Linked DNA regions of Homo sapiens: region 2 is linked to region 1. The links are chromatin contacts, found by Hi-C in ENCODE. All regions are on one chromosome and are shown on one strand. Each heading gives the region's core, a stretch centred on a gene start or an enhancer-like site at or near the end of the contact. The rest is flanking DNA. Distances are from core to core; before and after follow the strand shown.

Region 1 (5,642 bases), core at 1,006-3,505:
AGCACACCTGGAGCCCAGACCCTATTCTAATACCACCCTCCAATAAAAGGAGCCAGGGCTGGCTGGGCGCCGTGGCTTACACCTGTAATCCCAGCACTTTGGGAGGCCAAGGCGGGCAGATCACGAGGTCAGAAGATTGAGACCATCCTGGCTAACACGGTGAAACCCCGTCTGTACTAAAAAGACAAAAAATTAGCCGGGCGTGGTGGCGGGCGCCTGTAGTCCCAGCTACTTGGGAGGCTGAGGCAGGAGAATGGCGTGAACCCGGGAGGCGGAGCTTGCAGTGAGCCAAGATCGCGCCACTGTACTCCAGCCTGGGCGAGAGAGCGAGACTCCGTCTCAAAAAAAAGGCCAGGGCTTTTTGGAGAAATGACTGATTCAAGGACTAGGGCAGAAGATGTACAAGATAATCCTGGAGTATCTTGTAGTGAGTGCCACAAAGAAAGCAAGAAAGAAACACCTCAAAAACAAAAACCCGCAATGATGGGGGTGTGTCAAAGGGACACAGGAGTCACGTGAAACAGCTCCCAGAGGCAAAAAAAAAACCAAACAAAATCTAGTAGTATACTATTTGATTATAACTCAAAGTATGGAATAAATCTCTATGAGTCCATATTGATAGAAATAAACAATTGAATACGTAAATAAATGGGGAAGAAGAGAGAAATTTTCTGTGCAGAGAAATTTCAAAAATGTTTATAGGTACTGTGCTCTCTGAGGGTGGAATATAACTCCCCCTCCTTAAGTGTGGACTACACGTGGTCACTTTCTTGTGATAGTACAGTATAAAAAAAGGAGAGGGGACAGTAACTTTACGAGAAGAAACCTGACAAACACCGTCTCAGCGAGGTGATGACGTTCAACATCTACAACGTTAAATCATGTTAATAATATGTACCCTGAATATGATGTGATAAGAATGGCATTTTCTCTCTGCCTTCTTCCTCTCAAAAACCCATAACCCCAGTCTAATTATTAGAAAACCTTAGACAAATTCCAAAAGAGGAACCTTCTACTAAACTCCTGAGCAGTACTCCTCAAAACTGTCAAGGTCATTAAAAACAAGTTTAAAGTCTGAGAAACCACTACCGCCAGCAGGATCTTAAGAAGACATGACAACTAAGGTAAGGCGGTATCCTGGGTAGGCTCCCGGAGCAGAAAAAGGACACTAGGTCAAAATAAAGGAAATCCGAATAAAGTATTGGCTTCAGTTAATAATAATGTATCAATATTCCTTCACTAATTGTAACAAATGTGTTATGCTAATATGATTAAAACAACAACAACAGGAGAAACTATATGTTAAAAATAGGAGGCCGGGCGCGGTGGCTCACACCTGTAATCCCAGCACTTTGGGAGGCCAAGGCAGGTGGATCACGAGGTCAGGAGATCGAGACCATCCTAGCTAACACGGTGAAACCCTGTCTCTACTAAAAATATTAAAAAAAAAAAAAAATTAGCCAGGCGTAGTGGCGGGCGCCTGTCGTCCCAGCTATTCGGGAGGCTGAGGCAGGAGAATGGCATGAACCCGGGAGGCGGAGCTTGCAGTGAGCCGAGATTGCGCCACCGCACTCCAGCCTGGACGACAGAGACTCCGTCTCAAAAAAATAAAATAAAATAAATAAAAAAAGGAGAAAGTGGGGGAACTCTTGCTATATTCATAGTTTTTCTGCAAATCTAAAGCTGTTTGAAACAAAGTTGATTAAAACAACCAAAAATTACCCATGCCTGGCACATAGTAATTCTCTATAATAATTTGGCTGTAGTGACGGTAGCAGTAGTACTCATGGCTCCAGTGTAGGCGCATGGAGGAGACGGGGGTCGGGGGGCAAGATTTGCTGAGTCCTTTATGTTCTTCCTGTGGGAATTTAGGTTCAAAGGTCCAGGAAATAAACTGTCACTGTGCTGGTCACCACCCAACAACCACTTCTAGACCCTGTACCAAGGGCAGCAAAGCCCGTAGCTTTATAGTGACTTTGTAGGGAGGAGGGCACTCCCCGATTCCCACAAATAAAGAGAAGGTCACCCTCACATACACACATCCTCCAAGGCAAAAAAAATAAAAAATAAAAAGATTGGTGGAAATGCAAATGCAAAGAAAATGCAAAGATTTCAATCAAGAGGTGTTTTGTAATCAGAAGGAACTTCTAATCAAGGGCCAAGAAACTGACCCCACCCAGTGGCTGCCAGATGACCTAAAAACCCGGAAGTCAGAATGGTGGTTTTCGTTAAATGGTAGCGCTCCCTGGTGTATTGAGCTGGTGAAATATGGCTTGTATTTCCCTTGCCTGCATGCAGTCTTAAATCCTCCCTCAATAGAAAATCTCCTGTCAGGCTGATCCACACTAACCACGGGCACTCCTGCTCTCCCCAAAATAAGCAAGATCAGCCCAGGAAGTCAAGTCCTCATCTCCTGTCAGATGTCAACACAAGCATGCTACGGCCACATTGCAACCAGGTTAGGGACAAAGAAGAGCAGCCTGGATGTACAGCATTACCAAGGCGGATGCTTCTGTGAGCGTCAAAAACCCTGGGTTACAATCACGTTTCACTAACGAAACACAAACAAGCAGTGGCTGTGCTTCATTTGCAACAGGCGTTTCCAGACACTAATATTGCCCACACTTGCTTGAGTTGGAGAATGTCTTTACATTCATAACAAACCTTGAAAGTAGAAGCTGAGACACAAAGTAGCAGCTTAAATGCAGTGCTCTTCGGGGACTTCACTAAGAAACAACCTGAGTGTTCCCCAGTACGATTGCTTTAAGAGTGACGAGAGCGCCCTCTCGTGGGGGAGAAAGGGCCCTGCATGCAGGGTGCAAACCTGTGAGGGCCAATGCACCACCGGCTACGGGGTCAGCCTGGGTTGGATTCATGTGGTTGGTGCCTGCTCTGTTTTCTCCTCCTCATGATCTTGGTGGTGTTCCAAGAGAATTGTCCACCCACATAAGCAAGAGAAAATTCCAGGGGTGAAATGACTGGACTATTTTTAAGCCGACTGGGCCAGGTTGGGTTTCATGTCTCTCCTGATCAGTGTTTGCCTGAGTTTGCAGCTCATTCTCATCACGGAAAAAGCCCTCCCGACTACAGACGGCGGGACAGGCAACTCATCACTGTGACGGAACCCAAGCCAACTCTTTAAGCCAGTGGGCAAGGTCTTAGATAAGACACCAAAATGGAGAAAGTTGCCCATTGCTGAGGGGCGCCCGTTTGGACAAACAGCAAAATGGGGCCAGCCAAGAGCATCATTTCAGACAGAGAAAAACGAGAAGGGAAGGGGCTCAGAGGCATTGGCCTGAAACAGAATATGACTAACTGTTCCCTGTCTAGGTCAACTCCTTAGGACATAAAAATAAGCCACTCAAACAAAGCCATGGTTAGTGTTTTAAACAAAATATAGATATGTTTAAAACTTAGCAACACAGGACAAGTTATACCAACAGCAAAACACAGAAAAATCTGAGGTGAGGGAGTAAGGAGTAAGTCCCTTTGCCTGAATTCATGCCATGTTTTATTAAAGTGAACAAGGAATAGCCATGCTTGAAATCCCCTCCCCAAACGGCTTTGTTAGCTGGACACAGCCACTCCATCTCAGGTGTAATTTCGCACGCACAGGCAGGTGAGGTCCTGAGTTGGGGACAGCTCTCTGGCGGTGAGACATCTCCCCAGAGGCTCACAGGTACACTCTAGCCGCCTATGGGTCTATAGGAGCCCTGGGGAAGAAAAGATGGAGTTTCTGGTTTAGATTAGGTTATTCTGGCAACAAAAAGGAAAGGGCAGGGGAGGAGAACATTATCAGTGTCCTTCAAGAACGGGCAACTTCAGAGGGTATGCAAATAGGCAATAGCTATAGGGGAAAAAAAATTCACAATGGCATCCAAAAAATGTAACTTAAATTAAGGATGTTACGTCATTTTCCACCTATCAGAAGGGCAAAATGAAAAAGCATGACATATCCATTACTGAATATCTGAGGAAAGAGACACCAGACACCACTATTAAAAGGAGCAAAAATGGTCTTCCCACTTCTGGAGACCAGTTGTATCCAATATCTTCAAAACGTGCATATCTTAAGGTCCGGTAATTCCCTTCTGGGAACTCTAAAATAAGACTTGCACAACATTTTCCAATAGGAATATCCCTAAAGGTTTATGAATGACCACATTATAGAGCTTATATTTTGGGCTTCAGGAAATAAGAAAATAAGGACAGAATTCAACCACCAAAAGGCATCTAAGAATTAAGGAAAATGTTGGTGGAACCTCTAAACCTTTTCTCCATGTTCCCAGTGGATATGGTCTATGGCTGATCCCATGATGGGAAATCTCTGCCCAACGGTCAAAATGGTGTTTTCAGCTAGTCTCACAAGTTCAGAGTCATACACCAGCACTTCATTTTCTATTTAAATGTTTACGGTTTAAATTGAAACTGTGGGGGCCTTTCATTCTGTCAGGAGGCCATGGTCAACATCCTCAGTGTGTTTTGTCCTTGGCACAGCCTCCTGGGAAGCCTCAGGCTCAGCTCAGATGCTTCACTATGAACATTACCAAAGACTCGTGGGCATTTCAGAATTTAAGAAAGAGCCCACCTTCACCTAGCACAAGACTTTGCAAATAATCCAGACCCTTTCATCAAAGTGGCTCCACAAGTATGTGGTGTGCACAAGGCCGCCTGGGCAGTCTTTACCTCATCACCCACCTGGCAGGACATGTTTAGAAGCTGCTTCTCTGTGATAAGATTTCCTCCGCATCTTAAATAACCTGGACAGCAATAAGCCAGTGTCAAGGTGGTGGCTGTCAGCTTCTTCTAGGATGGATCAGCAGTGTCCTTGGAAAAGCAAAAAGCTAGAAGCCCAGGTAAACACTTACAACACGACAATGACAAAAAGATATGAATAATAAATACCTTCAAAAATATGATCTTCCTAGGAGACTTTATTTACACGCTCAGCCATTCTTTTGCTTTTTCTCTGGCTCCCAAATAGGATTTAATCTTTTGACAATTTTTCACTCCAAGAAAGACTAAAGAGCCCATGGTGGGAAGGACAATATTGTTCCATGAATCAGGTACAGTATGCCTCAAAAGTCATCACAAATTTAAATTTCTGCCTTAAGTAGCCAAGTGGAAAGGGCACTGCAGCAAGAGTCAGGAAGCCTGGATTCTCACCCAACTCTCAAGAACCGGCTTCTCCACAGTGGGCCTCCATCATCTTTCTGAATTCCAGATTCATCCTCTGTAGAGACAATGTCTAGACTCCCATCTAGCATCCCTGGGAAGGTGAATCCGGGATGGGACCTGCAGCAAAGCAATCGATGCCCCACCCGTTTTCCCTCAGCCTTCATTGTAACAGTGCCCATGGGCCTGACCAACTGCCAGCCCCTGCACCTCCTTACCAGAGGTTCTCTGGCCAGCAGAACCTCCCCTCTCAGGTGTGATCACTCAGAGGCACCTGTGCTACACTCTTTCCCAGACGTTCCCAGTGGAACTGAGCTGCAGCTGTCCACAGTGATGGCGAGCTTGATAGCACATCCTTTATTGGCTTCCTTCCTCCCCTTCTCATTCCCCACTCCCCTTCCCAAGTTTCCTGGGATCATCTCCCACATAAACTATGTACACTGGAATCCTGCCTCTGTGGGAACCCA
Region 2 (5,642 bases), core at 2,314-4,813, 1.1 Mb before region 1:
TGGAAAATGCATAAAGGATTATTCTTACCAATATACATTGTTAGTATACAAAACACCCTTTGAAGGGCTGACATCTGTTTAAATACAGTATTTTATTTTCAATTATTTCCTGTGTAATTTCCTCAGAATGGTAGGCAATTCTCACTAGGTACATTTGTTTTCTGAAATCCTAAATAGAGTAAGCTAGAGTGTGCACCTCCATCAGCCAAGTTCAATTGCAGAGGGAGCAGAAAAAATTACCCGGGCATCCAATTCAGTTTGTTTGTCAAAATCTGTCCCATATACACACACATTGCAGTTGAGCTTCTCACATTCTTCCCATACGCCAAGCCAGTATTAGCCTCATTAATAAATAAAAGCCTCTGTGTCATATATTTATTTGCATACCCAGTGCATTCTCAGCCCTGTGTGACTTTATTATCCCCATTTTATAGATTAGGAAATCATGGCTCAGAGATATTAGTGATGGCTCTAGTTTACTCAACTAGAAACTCCTAGGCCCAGGATTTCAATTCAATGTTTCCAATTCCAAAACCCATATGTTCTTCTCTGTACCTGTTGCAGAAACGTGATATGAGATAAAAGAAAACATGAGATTCTCTGTGCCCTCTGCAAAATGCCCTCTTTTTATCCCTACTATTGCCTGAAATGGGTGAACACTCTCAATGACTCTTTTCTGAAAATATACATTTCCAGCGTCCTTAAACAATACTGGTTCACCAAAGGGCATTGATTTTAAAATGGGACAATGAGCTCCATTCCTTCACGGATAATTCAAATCTTTTCTTCTAATAGCCAGCCACTATCAGGGATTGAAGACAACCAGCACATATTATTGCTCAGTCTCTGAGTGAACCCTTTGAGACCTTGAATAATCTGACTTTCCACAGTATTCAAATTGATTGCCAAATCTCTGCTGTAAGCTACAAGATCAATATACACACCATAAGGTTAGCCAGAATTAAGAACTCATGACAAAATAATAAGAAAGTGGGTTTAAAAAAGTCTAAAACTGGAAACACATTTCAAACATGAACGTACCAGAGATATCCCATATTCCATTTAGCTTACATGATGTCTCAAATTAGGAAAAAATCTGAAAAGGTCAGTTAGATATATTTACTTGTCTGACAATACGTCAATACAATAATCAGTCAGTTTGTCTGTAATAGCGTCTAAAATCCACAGCTGGGGCCAATGTCTTGGTGTTTAGTAGACAGCTAATTGTTAAACTTTGTACACCTAAAATATTGTGGTGGGCAAAATCCATTTTAAAAACCTAAAGTTTTTAGTTTTACAGTCTACACTAATCACATGGAGAACTGCCAGATTTTCCTTCCCTCTTGAGCTGCGCATAGCACAGATTCGTCTTACTGAAGGATGTAGCCTTTGAGGTCACCAGCAGTCTACTTCCATCTTCTCATTGTCCACAAGTGAATCTAAGTCCATTACTGTATTTCACCCAAGCAAGTTGACTTCCTTTTCTGGGTGTGCATTATTTATCCCATTCATATGCAGAAAAGTAAATAAGAAACATAAAACCTTAACAAAAAGGCCTGCCATAACTTATTTGCATGCACAGTGTAGATTTTAATAAACTATCAAACTTCTCTGTGGTTACCTTCCACCAAGGAGGAAAAACAGTACCCACATTTACAAAGAAAAAAAGATGTACTATGTAGGAATTTTTGCAATCACGTGGTCCTCCTACAGATGTTTTTAATGATTCTTTTAGAAGCGTAGAAATGAAATATATCTCAGTAGTAATCTTTGTGAGAAAAACCTTCGCCTCTTAATTTCCATATTTACTTTTTGAAAATAAAAACAAACAAAAAAAACAACTCTTAAGATTCCCACATATTCTCAAGACCTGTCCTTATGCAACACCACCTAATTATTTTCACGCAGGAGTAACACATTTGCTAGATTTGGGCTTCACATACCACGCTTGAGTTCAGTGAGTGGTTTACCTGGAAATCTTGACTTCAGATGACCTGAAAACGGTGGCTTATAGAGGTGAGAGAAAAGAAGACCTGTAATTATGGCAACCCATTTTAAAGATAGTTTAGGGAAACTGAGGCAAAATTATTTTCTCAAGTGGTGCTTTAAAATTCCTTTTAACAGAACAAATCCCCCAAACCGGGGGGAAAAACCCTCATGACCTTTAGTTTACGATATCAGTCTATCCGTTTTCAGAAATGGGGAACGAGGTTTGCAGTGAATGGATTTCTCCTTTCAGAGCTCGCTTAGGAAGCCTGGCTTGCTTCTATTCTTTTCTCCTCCTCCCCCCTACTTCAAGCAAAAGCACTTGAGATTCAGGAATGTTTTTAAATTCAAATACAAAGAGAAGGAAAGGAAGCCAAACGACCTGAGACAGGGGTTGTGGCTTAGAACAGACCAAGGTTCATTCCTCGAGCCTCCTCTCTCTCAGTCTCCAAGTGTCCCCCCATTCCCGGGTCCCGGTGCAGATGATGCTGTGCTGCGGTCTGAAGACTGAGCAACAGGAGTCCGCCCCCCTCGCAGCTCCCTCCCCGACCCGCTATCTCCAGGTGGGTTGTCGAGCACTGGCGAAACCTGCGGCCCAACCCTTCCTAGGCAACGGGAAAAACGTGCTCAGGAGTTCATTCAGCGAAAGCGCAGAGCAAGGCTGGGGGCCTGTCACCGGGGAGGTGGCACTTGATAGGTTGGGTTTTGCTTTTTGCATCTTCATCCCTCTCTTCCAAGCTGTCTCCAGGAAGGGCTGCCTTCGTCCACATTTCCTCTTTCCCCCAGGGGTTCCGACCCTCGACCAGCAGAGTGACTAGGGCTCTGGCTCCCTCAGTTTCGAGTCTTTACTCGCTGCTGGGCGACAGTGCAGCCACCTGACCTGGCCCTCGCCCCCAGAGAGTGCGGCCCGGCCGCGGTCTGCAGCCCACCCTGGGTGTCCACATCCGAGGGGCGCGATGGGAGCAGGCTGCTTTCAGAACCCTGCTGGAAGACTGAAACTTGATCTGTGAGATGCAGGCTTCTAAGCCCAGCCTTCTGACAAGGACCCTGGCAACCCGCGGGAAAGGCGACTACCCTCGGGGGAGCGGGCGAGTGCGCTTCTACAAGCCCCTTCATTACATGCCCCGTGTGGGGAAGGTGGGACGGGGCGCGGCTGCCTCAACCCGAACCCCTGAGATGCAGTCCCCGGATGCTACCGCCCGTCGGCCAGCTCTAGCCCTACCTCAAAAAGCTGAGGGATTTCCCTCCGGGCCAGATACTCCTTGGCATCGTTGGTGTTCATGGCTGTGCCGCGCGTGCCTTGGGGCGCAAGCGGGGAGGCTCCCGGGCTGCGGCGACCTGAGCCGGGGCTGAAGCTGGGGCTGGCAGAGTCCGCGCCGAGCAGCGGTGCAGCCCTCTTTCTCACGCGCACTCAGCTCAGCCTCTCCGCCCAGGCCAGGGACCCCCTCCGCCTCTCCCCGGGGGCTGTGGTCTCCGCGCTCCCGCCGCCCCCGCTTCGGTTCCAGCCCCCGAGCCGGAGCTGCAGGCGCCGAGCAGCTGTGCCGCGGCTTCCCGGGCTGCCAGGCAGCGCGGCCGCCAGGGGTGGGGCGCAGGGAGCGGAGGAGGGAGGACAGCGTGGCGAACGCAAGGCAGCAGCCGGCCCGCCTCTCCGGTTCAGCGCGCCGCGCTCCGCGCCTCCCCGAGCCGGGTCTGCGGCGGCTGCCGGTCACGCTGCGCGGGCTGGCGCGAGGTGCGGAGGTGGGGGCGGGCACGCGCAAGGGGTCGTAGTCATACCCCTCGGTGCGGCACCGGCGCCAGAGCGCGACGCTTCACTGCGTGCGCCGCCCAGGGATGCAGCTACCGGGGACCAGGTGGCCAAGGGAACAGGGTCGGGGTCTGTAGGAACCTGCGACCGTTTCGCTTCTCCGGACCTTGTACGCACACAGACACACTCGCACGCACATACACGGTTACCTCCGGGTCTCCGAGGAACTCCCAGGAAAAACCTAATAGTCACAGGATTTATCATTTATTCCTAAGGTTACGGATCTTTCACTATAGGGAGCTGTGGGGAAGGGGGAAAAGGGGATTCATGGTGTGGAATCCAACCCTTCAGATAATTTTTAGATCTTGAGTATCTCTATCCTTCAGGAAAGTTTTGCTAGCTGGTTTCGAATTTTTACCCTGTCGGTGTCACAAATCTTTATAGACTTTAGGATAAGGCCTTAGTGTGAGCCTGAAATCCTAATCAACTGAAGGACTAATAAGTAGTCAACTAGTTAATTATCTCCATGGAGAAGAAGGGACAGTGGAGGAGAAAGGTGGGTGGTAGTGGAGAGCTAGAGATGCTTAAATTGCAAATGTGTTTAGTAGGTGGGGAGGGTGGGCATCATTAATTAGACCTGAAGAGTGTGCAGTCCGTGGACAGTGTCGTATCAGAGCACCCCTGGGGGAATATGAGTGAGTATGAGTGGGTGCGCTAAGGCATAATGGTTAATGGATCTTCCTGCTGCAGACCATTGTTAAGGTGTAACCCATCTTCCTCCTAGCTCCCAAGATGACTCAATTCCCTGCTAAGATGTCTTCACATTGCCTATTTGGGAGATAGTCCTTGCCCCCGGAGAATATGATCTCTAACTTCCCACAAAGCCTAACACTGTAGGAGGGTGTGTGAGAGAGGACACTTTGGTAGGCACTGGTATCTGGGGTCTGGCTGGAGAAAGAAGCAACGCTGCCACTGCTTTAAAAAACTATAGAGTCTGAATGTCCATTTCAAGTGCTTCTTTGCAGATCTTTTCTTGGTTCTATTTCTTGTTCCGGAAACAACTGCAGCTCAAGCCTTAACTACAGCTGCAGCTTTGTTTTACCTGAGGGAGTAAATGAACTTTTAGCACTTGTGAACCCGTGTGTCATATGGTTGCCTTAAACGAGGCAGGTATTTCAGTTCCATGGAAATTGGTTTTTGCCCTTAGAATATGCCATTTCACTTACAGTCCCAACTTCTAGTATTTCTTTAGCTTATTTAAGATTGGCTATGGCAGTAGTGAAGGCAGTGTCTCTTCCCTATGCAATGATGCTTGAAAAGTACAATGGTCCGTGGCATTAAGGCTTCCTTTGTGAGCAGGCACAGTGGAGGTGAACACGCAGGAATGAAAAGGCCAGTTTCTCCAGGACTTTTCAAGGTCATCCTTTGCAGACAAGAATCTGGCAGAGCATGGCTCACCTGTCTTCCCTTGAAGAAATGCATAATTCTAAGTGTACTTTAGTGTTACCGGACAAGTGTTGGCAACTTGCTTGTAAAAAGAGAATGGATAAGAAAGACTGCACTGCACTAAAAATTGTAGATAGCCTGAAAAATGTAGTAAATGGTGATACGGCAAGTTTTCAAGTAGCCTTATGCAGAGACAATTAGTGTATTTTGGTGTGTGCCAGGGTGGAGAGAGATGCGTGAAAGAGGAAGATGTTCATAATTACTTTTGCAAAGGAAGTTGTGGCTTTGTAGGGAGGGGCTACATGAGAGAGATATAATGCTTAAAAGCCAAGCTAATGGTTCAAAAGAGAGGAAAGAGAAAGGACAAGGAACACTAAATACATCCTTGCTGTGGGAAAGCTGGCCTCTCATTCCCTGTGATGAAATTCTATGTGTGGGTATATAGAAGGCTCATGGCCCTTGGCCC

What was found. A loop is a pair of places that touch in the nucleus more often than their neighbours do. Pooled maps may share reads with other maps.
Region 2: a pooled map shows a loop between it and region 1 (5-fold over the local background). The contact joins the promoter of AK5 here to the enhancer-like site in region 1. A Hi-C loop is called at or near these places in 3 of 50 pooled maps.

The regions. Positions count from the first base shown.
Region 1 is chr1:76,151,449-76,157,090 of GRCh38, reverse strand. All of the region lies in intron 1 of ST6GALNAC3 (ST6 N-acetylgalactosaminide alpha-2,6-sialyltransferase 3), which reads right to left. Among named protein-coding and RNA genes, the nearest start is that of ST6GALNAC3, 80 kb to the right of the region's middle. RefSeq lists a silencer at 2,701-2,810. Within about 2 kb of position 2,255, at least 19 of the 41 ENCODE cell types and tissues checked have a DNase peak (open chromatin) inside an H3K27ac peak, as active enhancers do.
Region 2 is chr1:77,279,940-77,285,581 of GRCh38, reverse strand. AK5 (adenylate kinase 5) reads right to left here and starts at 3,563. Exons shown (of 14, transcript NM_174858.3): 1 at 3,209-3,563. The coding sequence starts at 3,268. RefSeq lists a silencer at 3,644-3,703.